2 separate regions of the Homo sapiens genome follow, and region 1 is linked to region 2. A link is a loop called in an ENCODE intact Hi-C map of the cell type or tissue named here. Cell type or tissue: PC-9. All regions are shown on one strand.

What was found. Hi-C counts contacts between places; a loop is a spot of excess contacts. Peaks named below come from ENCODE experiments on the same cell type or tissue, not always from the same donor. Only the 100,000 strongest peaks of a DNase experiment are listed, where the experiment ranks them.
Region 1: it touches region 2 in a loop (2.2-fold over the local background); 1 of 110 quality-filtered maps calls a loop at or near these places.

The regions. Positions count from the first base shown.
Region 1 is chr5:38,504,631-38,509,630 of GRCh38, forward strand. It overlaps LIFR (LIF receptor subunit alpha), which reads right to left. Exons shown (of 20, transcript NM_001127671.2): 8 at 1,873-2,002; 9 at 1,275-1,444. Among named protein-coding and RNA genes, the nearest start is that of EGFLAM-AS5, 39 kb to the left of the region's middle. In PC-9, no CTCF peak of the experiment used is centred here; no DNase peak of the experiment used is centred here.
Region 2 is chr5:38,592,898-38,597,897 of GRCh38, forward strand. LIFR-AS1 (LIFR antisense RNA 1) reads left to right here. Exons shown (of 9, transcript NR_103554.1): 2 at 2,025-2,172. It also overlaps a transcript of LIFR not described here. Among named protein-coding and RNA genes, the nearest start is that of MIR3650, 38 kb to the left of the region's middle. In PC-9, no CTCF peak of the experiment used is centred here; a DNase peak (open chromatin) is centred at 2,704; H3K27ac peaks cover 430 bases.

The sequences.
Region 1 (5,000 bases), 88 kb before region 2:
CAATAATGAAGGTACAGCGAGGCAAACTGCATATTACACTGGTGATAGTGTGTATGCCCAGTTGAGTGGCGGGAAAGAATCACATGGGAAATAAGGCTGAAATGGCAGAGGGCAGACAAATACATACAAATACTACCATGCAAGGATAAAATGTAGCCATGGTGACACTAGGAAAAATCCAGAAATCGCAAAGACGACAGGAAAGAACAACTGATAAAAGTGACTTATGCTTACAAATAAGGCAACAGGATCATCTACTAATCAGCTGTGAGACTGTATGAGACATGCCTTCGGTTTAGGCCCTTTCTCCCCTGCCTGAGTCTCTAAGAGAAGGTCTAGGCCGTTGCTCAGTGTGCTGTGAGCCTGACATGGAGTGTTAATGCACATGGACCATGGGAATGAATACCAAAAAGACCAAGCACATTTTATTTTTATTTGGAGCTATATATTAATACGATTGGTAAAAATGCAATCAGTAATAAAAGGGACGAACTATTAATACATACAACAACATGGATGGCTCTCCAGGACATCCTTAAAAAAAAAAATGCCAAACTGCATACTGTATGATTTTACTTATGTAACAATCTCAAACTGATAAAACAGAGATGAAGAATAGATTCGTTGTTGTCAAGGCACAGGGATGTGACTGTATGTACAGGGGATGCTGGAAGGGCAACATGAGCAAGTTCCTTTGTAGTGACAGGGCAGTTCTGTATCTTGCATGTGGTGGTGGTTACCTGAATCTATACCTATAAATTGCATAGAACTACACACACACACACACACACACACACACACACACACACACACACGAGTACAAATGAATGCACATAAAAACTGAGCAAGGTCAGTAGTCTAGTTAACAGTGTTTTAAGAGTGTCAATTCCCTGGTTCTGATATTGTACTAGAATTATATAAGATGACACCACTGGGAATAGCCAGGGGATGGGTTCACAAGGCTCTTATTATTGTAACTACCAGTGAGTCAACAATTACTTCAAAATAAAAGTTTTTAAAAATTGGGCAGAAGATATTTCAGAAATCAAAAATTATCAGAAAGAGTAAATTACTAATTCAAGTATTTAAATTCAATAAAATAGTAAAACTTGAAATTATACATTTAAAGTTTTTATAAATAAAATTTATGAAATTAATATTAAGTAACTATAAAGAAAATAATCAGCAAAAAGTAATCCCTATAAGCATTTTTCATTAAAGCATTTCACCACTTTTAAAGTTATTTTTAAGACATTAGTTTATGTACAGCTTACCTTTTTCAGTTATATTAACTAAAATTGTTGATTGTGATCGACCCAGCGGATTGTGAGCATTCAAAGTAAAATTATATATTTCTTGATTTGGAAGCATTTGAAATAATAATTGATAGCTTTCGTTTGTAGGTGCTTCAGCTCTTTTAAGTCTAACATATTTTCCTGAAAAACTGTTAATTAACAGAAAAATAATTTCAAAATGGCAAGAGATAAATATTGCAGGAAAAAACGGGCAAATTCGTAATACTTAATTTGTATAAAAAGTTTAAATTTCTAATTAGAAGCATATTACATACTCAGAGAAGAAAATGTATGTGATACAGAAAATAGAAGAAATTAATCAGCCATAAGTTTACTACCGAGAAACAGTCTCTGTTCATGTTCAAGTGTTCTTCATTCTAAGCTTCTTAAAAGAGGAGACATAAAATTGAGTGTACATGTGGCTGAACTGCAGTGCTTATAAGTGTAATTTTATACAGCATATTTGGTTTTATATCTTGTTTGTAACATAAATGATCTAGTGCAGTTCCCTATGTCATTTAACATGCACTTCCAACGTACTCCTTGCCATCTGACATCTTTTCCCAGTTATCATTACCTTTCAACTAAAGTGTAGCTTGTAGCACGTGGGCCCACCAACGCTGTCACCCTTCCTGGATTCCAACTACATATAATTTCTTTTAAATCATGTGTCTCACAATTCAGTTGTTGAGGAGTATCTGGTGGATCTAACAGAAAAAAAATGCAGGTACTTATGATTACATATATTTTCCCTGAAAACATAATATTTTATAAACGTCAATGTTTTCCACAATTTCCTAAAAAATGAAATAATTTACTATTTACATTTTACTTTTGAATAATGCAGGAATTATTCTCTCTGTAGCATGTCTTGTCAGAGTTCATATTACATTAGAATTGACAGATTAAAATATACTGAAAAATGACTCTTAGCTCATCTGGAAACTCCCTGTAGCAACTTGAAATATCAGTTGTCACTTTTTTTCCCTTAATCCTATTTCAGAGGCTACCAAATCTCTCAAAGAAACCTGAGTCTAATATGTTGTCAGAGAAATCTACAGGTTAAAAGTATTATCATCTATCATCAATATACTGTGATTCGAAAAGAAATACCAAATCATATTGAAAATCAGTAAGTCATGTTACATGTTTCAGAGTTCTAAAATACATTATAAGTACTGTTGTTTAGAAAACTCTTGGTAAAATTCTGCATCTCAGTATATACAAACTGACTGCGGCTCTTTTGTTGTTTTTCTCTTTATCAAAACTGCTCTCCCCAGCTTTAAGGCAGGACTAGAAAAATTAAAAGAAATTTTTTTTTTTTTTTTAAGACGAGACCTTCAAAGTGATAAATGAGCCCAGGTGCAGTGGCTCACATCTGTAATCCCAGCACTCTGGGAGGCCAAGGTGGGCAAATCACCTGAAGTCAGGAGTTTGAGACCAGCCTGGCCAACATGGTGAAACCCCGTCTCCACTAAAAATACAAAAATTAGCCGGGTGTGGTGGAGGGTGCCTGAAGTCTCAGCTATTCGGGAGGCTGAGGCAGGAGAACCGCTTGAACCTGGGAGGTGGAGGCTGCACTGAACCCAGATTGTGCCACTGGAATCTGGTCTGGGCGACAGAGCGATACTCCGTCTCAAAAAAAAAAAAAAAAAAAGTGATAAATTAAAAGTCTGCAGTCTGACACTGCTTATTGTAGAAATTCATATTTCTGTAATCATGTTTAACCATACACATATAGAAACTGGTATTTCCTCTCTCATATTTATCCAAACTATCTTTCACTTTAGGTAAAAGTTCTTTTTTAAAAAAACTACTTGTTTAAAAATTCTGTAAAATTTTTTTTTCACAAATCTGAATTAAAAAAAAAATACTCCTTAGTTTATCAACCAAAACTTGGAAAATTTCATACCTTCCCCAGAGATAAGGATAACATCCTTCAATGATATTTCAGGTAACATTAAGAGGATTAATGAGTGTTTATATGAGAGTTTAACAATTAGATAAGTAAACAAACATTGACATATTTATTCTGAAAATTGTTTTAAATCTAAGGCCAAATATTCAGTCACTCTATTAAAACCACATACCAAAAATATGGAATATATTTAAAATGCTGGTTATTTTAGGATTTGGTAGATATTAAGTTGAAATATTAAAATCTAAATAACAAGAGCAAATAAGAGATAAATAGAAGGACAGACAGAAGGGGAAAAATTTGAGAGGACAGTATTTGAAATGTACTAATTTTCTTTTCAAAGAAATTAACTTATAAAATAATCAACTGAAGCTACTAGGTTAAAAGCTAGGTATACATCAACTACATTTTTATATACCAGTCAATAGAAAATGCAATTTAAAAAACAAAGTCATTTTTAATAATATCAGAAAACACCTAGCACTAGGAAAAAATTTACCAAAAGACATAAAGACCTCATATTAAGATGAATTAAAGAAGACTCAAGTAAATGTAGGGATATACCATGTTCATAGTTTGGGAGATACAAATATTGTAAGAATGAAAATTCTCCTAAATTGATCCACGGATTTAATGTAATCCCAATCAAAACGCCAGCAGGTTTTGATTGGGTAGGTGTGTGTGCACGCAGACGTGTGTGTAGGGAAAAACTAACAAGCCGATTATAAATTTCTTTTTCTTTTTTTTTTTTGAGACGGAGTCTCGCTCTGTCACCCAGGCTGGAGTGCAGTGGTGCGATCTCAGCTCACTGCAAGCTCCGCCTCCTGGGTTCATGCCACTCTCCTGCCTCAGCTTCCCGAGTAGCTGAGACCACAGGCGCCTGCCACCATGCCCAGCTAATTTTTTTGTATTTTCTTTTTTTAATAGAGACAGGGTTTCACCGTGTTAGCCAGGATGGTCTCGATCTCCTGACCTCGTGATCCGCCCGCCTCAGCCTCCCAAAGCGCTGGGATTACAGGCGTAAGCCACCACACCCGGCCTAAATTTCTTTTCAGTCTTTTCCGTAAATGGTGGCTTAACAGGATATCCATAAAGAAAGGAAATAAATGAATCCTGATACCTAACTCACGAAATAACCTGCTCTTATAAATTTCCTAAAAGTTCTCTCTGAAGGGAGATGTTACTGCTGCTCAACAAATATTGTACAATATTTCAACCTCCAAACGTTATAAATGAAGGTTAAACTATAAATTAGCTTGTTCTATTACTATGATAAAAGATTACAACACTGTCTGAAATAACACAAATGGAAACAGTGCACAGTCTCATTTTTTAAGTTTTAATTTCTTCTTTCATACTTTTAAGTAATAGCTCACTTTTGGTACTGCTCACGAAGCAACTTCACTACATATACCACTGGGTCTCAACTTAGACTCCAGGACTATTTGTGAGAAATGTTGCAAGTAATTTCCTAACATTCCATTAAGAAGGATAATATGATTTCCAGGATTTAAATTTGAACATAACCTCACTTTCACTTGAATTCCAAATGCATTACTGAGCAGACAAAAAGAGAGTCAGATTACAGCCATCAAGCTGAGACGAGCACCTAAACCCGGCTATTCCTTTGGGAATACATCAGTATCTGAATGAAATTCATCACGAAGTACTGTATGAGTAAACGAGAGAGCTGCTGATCTAGACCACAGCTGAGAATCATAAAAAGAAAGAAAGAAAAAGCACTAAGGAATCAAAAGAAATATCATAAAATCTAGTCAATCTATCTT
Region 2 (5,000 bases):
CAGGAAAGAATCAAGGAGAAGGAGCAGCTGGGCGTGGTGGCTCACGCCTGTAATCCCAGCACTTTGGGAGACCGAGGCGGATAGATCACGAGGCCAGGAGTTCAAGACCAGCCTGACCAACATGGTCAAACCCTGTCTCTACTAAAATTACAAAAATTAGCCAGGCATGGTGGTGCACGCCTGTAATCCCAGCTACTCAGGAGGCTGAGGCGGGAGAATCCCTTGAACCCAGGAGGCGGAGGTTGCGGTGAGCCGAGGTCGAGCCACTGCACTCCAGCCTGGGTGACAGAGCTAGACTCTGTCTCAAAACCAAAAAACAAAACAAAACAAAACAAACAAACAAAAAACATAAAAAAGGCAGGGGAGGGGAAGATGTCCAGTATGAAACTGGGGGGGATGTTAATGAATTCTGTTAGAATGGGGAATCTGGCATAGGTAAAAACTTAAACCTATGCTGTCTAATACAATTGTTGCTTGCCACATGGAGTTAAGTTTAAATTATTCAAATGAAATGTAACTTAAAAATTCAGTTCTGTCACATGAGACACATTTCAAGTGCTCAATAGCCACATGCAGCTAGTGGCTATTATATTGGACCACACAGGTGTAGAATATTCTCATCATTGCAGAAAATGCTTTCAGACAGGGCTGACATAGAAGATGCATCAGAGAAGAGGAGGGGGATAGACGGGTGGGTAGATGAGAGGGGCACATAAGGTAATTGCAACAGAATGAATGTTTATGTCTCCCCCAAATTCATATGTTAAAATCCTAACCCTTAATGTGATGGCATTAGCAGGTGGGGCCTTGGGGAAGTGATTAGATTGTGAGGGTAGAGGCCTCATGAGTGAGATTAGTGCCCTTATAAAAGGGACCCCAGACAGCTCCCTTGTCCCTTTTGCTATGTGAAGACATGATAAGAAAACGGTCCTCTAAGAACGAGGAAGTGGGTGCTCACCAGGCTCTGATTCTGCCTGGTGCCTTGATCTGGGAATTACCAGCCTACAGATCTGTGAGAAATAAATGATTTTTGTTTAAGCTACCCAGACTATCGTATTTTTGTTACAGCAGCCTAAACAGAAAAAAATAGAAACGTTTACCAGGAAAAGTATATGCTAGATGGATAAGGGGAAACAAGAGAGACAGGACACACGGACGTGATCCAGGGAAAGGTCTTGAATTGGGTTAGAGCTTGGATTCAAGGCATTGGCTGGCTGCGATAAAACCTTTGCGCATGTTTTTTTAAATGGTGTTCCTCTGGGCAGAAGCATCCTGTGGTTTTGGCTAGTAGACAGTTCTTTGTGCAAAGAAAAAAGTGTACTTTCCTCAAAACGATGGAGATGGTTAAAAGATCAGTGGTTGTCAGGGCCTGGAGAAGGCAGGGAAGAAAAGAAGGATGAACAGATGGAGCACAGCAGAGTTTTAGCAATAGCAATGAAGCTATTGTAAGATACTATAACGGTGCATATATGTCATCACACGTTTGTCAAAACCCATAGAATGCACAACACGAAGAGTATACATAGTATACATAGTAATGTATACCATGAACTTTGGTTCATACTAATCTATTAATATTGATTCATCAATTGCAACAAATGTACCACACTAACATAAGATGTTACTAACAGGGGAGACTGGGAGTGGGGTGGACAGGGTGGGCAGGGGTATATGAAGCTCTCTGTACTTTGTGCTCTGGCTTTTTATAAACCTAAAACTGCTCTAAGAAATAAGGTCTAGTAATGAAAAATAAAAAGGGAAGCTATTTAACTATTTCTCATAAAATATTTTCAGGCACTCTAAAAGTCTTCATGTTCACATACACAATGACATGACAATAAAACACACTAATCTGGTTTTAGCTGATAATCTAATGTAGTTATATGTGATTCTATCAATATCTGACATGGAAAAAAAGCGAAACAATGTACCTTCCTCTAGGTTTCCACAGAGCAGCTTCAGGCATTCATCTTGGTGAGCAGTGTGCAAGCTGGATTTTCCTAACCACTTGCTCTCTTCCTCAGGTGTCTGTGCGGTGCAGAAACTGTACAACTGTATACAGTGACCATTTCTACTCTGGGTCTCTAAACAAGGGCTGGTATCGTTACAGAGACTGAAGACTGAGGAAGACCATCTCTGTAGGATGCCAAGGATTGACTGGAGAAAGTCTGGGTAAGTACAGGTCACAGGAAACCACACAAGAAATACACTTTTGTAGGACAAAGAGGTAAGGTCAGAGCCCTGAGAGACCCTCACAACTGGTATTAAAGCAGAGTGAAAAGAAATCTAAAGGGGGGACAGGTCTAAGGGGACATGGGACACAAAGCCAGGAAGGAAGGAAGCAAACCCCAGCAGTGCTGTACCTGGAGGGCGATGAATGAGTCGCAGAGGCTCCCTTTCTGAGCTGGGATTAGGAGTTGATAATGGTCTTGCAAGTGCAGTTCTGCAGAGCGAAAGGGCCCGGTGCCTTGCAGCAGAGACACGTTCTGGGAGAGAGGGTTAGGATTTGAGTAAGTTCACACTAGGAGGCTATATATACATGTGTGGCATTGCCCAGGGACTGGAGGGAAAGAGGAGAAGGAAATGCATCACAACAATGACTGGAATGCATCAGCAGTGCAAAACAAAACTCTTGGGAAAACCAAATTGTGTCTTGGATTGTGGTTCAAGGAACTAGTAATGGGATAAAAAGCTTTTGCCTCCAGGCCAGCAGCATGAGTCCAACCCAGGTTAGGAGTCAGCAGTGTGTTTCAGATGTCAGTGTGAAAGGAATCCATGGGGCCAATCTAACCTTCTAGTATTAGAGTAATCCTGAAAACCACAATAGGTCTTTTTTTTTTTTTTTTTTTTTTTGAAACAGAGTCTCGCTCTGTCTCCCAAGCTGGAGTGCAGCGGCTCGATCTCGGCTCACTGCAAGCTCCGCCTCCCGGGTTCCTGCCATTCTCCTGCCTCAGCCTCCCGAGTAGCTGGGACTACAAGGCGCCCGCCACCGCGCCCGGCTAATTTTTTTGCATTTTTTCAGTAGAGACGGGGTTTCACCGTGTTAGCCAGGATGGTCTCGATCTCCTGACCTCGTGATCCACCTGCCTCGGCCTCCCAAAGTGCTGGGATGACAGGCGTGAGCCACCGCGCCCGGCCCACAATAGGTAATCTTAGCAGCCTGCTTCATGAGATGACTGGGAAGGGAAGATGAATTGTGATACTGGCTCATTCTTAGCCACGGAGGGAGCCTCTTTAGAATAAGACTGGAGCAATATGGACAATTTGTACCACTCCTTTATATATAGGCCAATGCTCCTCGAAGCTTGATTCATGGACCAGTTGCACCCAAATCACCCTGGGCTGCTTATTAGCAATGCAAACTTTCCTGGGTCCACTCTAGACCAAGTGAATCTGCATCGTTAGGTATGGGATCTGGGAATCTGCATTTTAGCTTCTTATGTGATTCTTGTGTACACCGAAGTTTGAAGATTATTGGGGCAGATCAGAGGTTCTCAAACTTTAGCAAGCATGAGAATCACATCACTTAAAGGGCTTGTGAGCTTACAGGTGCCTGGGCCCCACCTCCAGAGTTTCCAATTCACTATCTGGGATGGGGCTTGAGAAGTTACATTTCTAAAACATTTCCAGGTCATGCTGCTGGACTAGAGACCACACTTTGAGAACCATTGCTGTAAATAGAGCTCTTTACCTGGCTCGGACAGTGTAAAATCGCCCTTACCATTCATCCACATAATTCAGCTAGCTTCTACCATCCTGTCATATAGATGACTAACACCCATGACCTCTTTTTCACCTTGTTAGATAACTTCCAGTTTTAAATTGACAATATGAAAAACGATCACACCTGGTCAACCCTAATCTTGTATATTGTTCTGGTTCCAAATGTTTATATTATTATCAACACTGTCCTTTCCTCATTTTTGGCGGTGACCTGTTCAACTTTGTGTTACCTTGGGCTTCAAAATGCAAAATCAGCTCCTTTCTTTGCTTGCCATAAGAAATGGCATGCAAGAAAAAAAAAAAATGCTTCCAAAATAGAGGAACCTGAAAATATTCTGAAATTCAGAAGGTGTTATTTTGGGGAGCCTTTCTGGGACAGGATGTCCCCATCATCAGCTAGAGGAAGCCCAGCTTCTGATAAACAAAGTTGTGCCTTGCACAGATCAAAGGGAGCCATTTATTGAAGGAAGGGATGGAAGTATTTGATGAGGCCCTTCTGCAGACTCCCTGTAAACAGGATAAACCCTATCAATGAAAGCTTATACTCAGCCAGGCCACAGTCCCCAGGAACAATGGAGCAACAAGAACATTGGGTGGTGAGGAAAGAGCCTTGGTCCAGACAAGATTGTTCTGCCAAGAGAATGGCCGTAAACAGGATTAGTTGTAATGAGATTATGAACTTAGGACCTGGAGGCCTGAGCTGGAGAGTTCAGTGTTACATAAAGAAAAGACACAGAAGTAGCTCGTGGGGTGAGAGGATGCCAAAAGGACAAGGACTTTTCCTTCCTAGCATCCCTCTAGCCCAGGGGTGCCATCTCTCTGGGGAGGAAAAATTAGTCACTGTAATTGCACATATTGCTTGTGGGAGTAGACAAACTAGGGACTAAAGCACCAAAGTAGTGGGCCTCAATTAGGGGATGCTGGCAATGTCTGAAGACATTTTTGGTTGTCACAACTGGGTGAGGTAGTGCTACTAGCATCCAAAGGCAGAGGCCAGGGATGCTGCTCAGTATCCTACAATGCACAGGACAGCCTTGCACAACTAAGAAATATCCAGCCCCAAATGCAGAGGTTGAGAACCCCTGTGCTGGAGTGACGGAGAGGGAATCCAGCTAGGATGCTGGTAGATGACCAGCTGGAGACGGAGCGTGGCAGTGGTGGGGAGGGAAGGGGCAAGTATTTCATGGGCTTAGTCTAGAGGGACTTCACATTAGCAGTCCTCAGAAGGTGAAAGTTGGTTGTTGAGTGGGGGTGCATGGAGCAAGAAAGTTATTTAT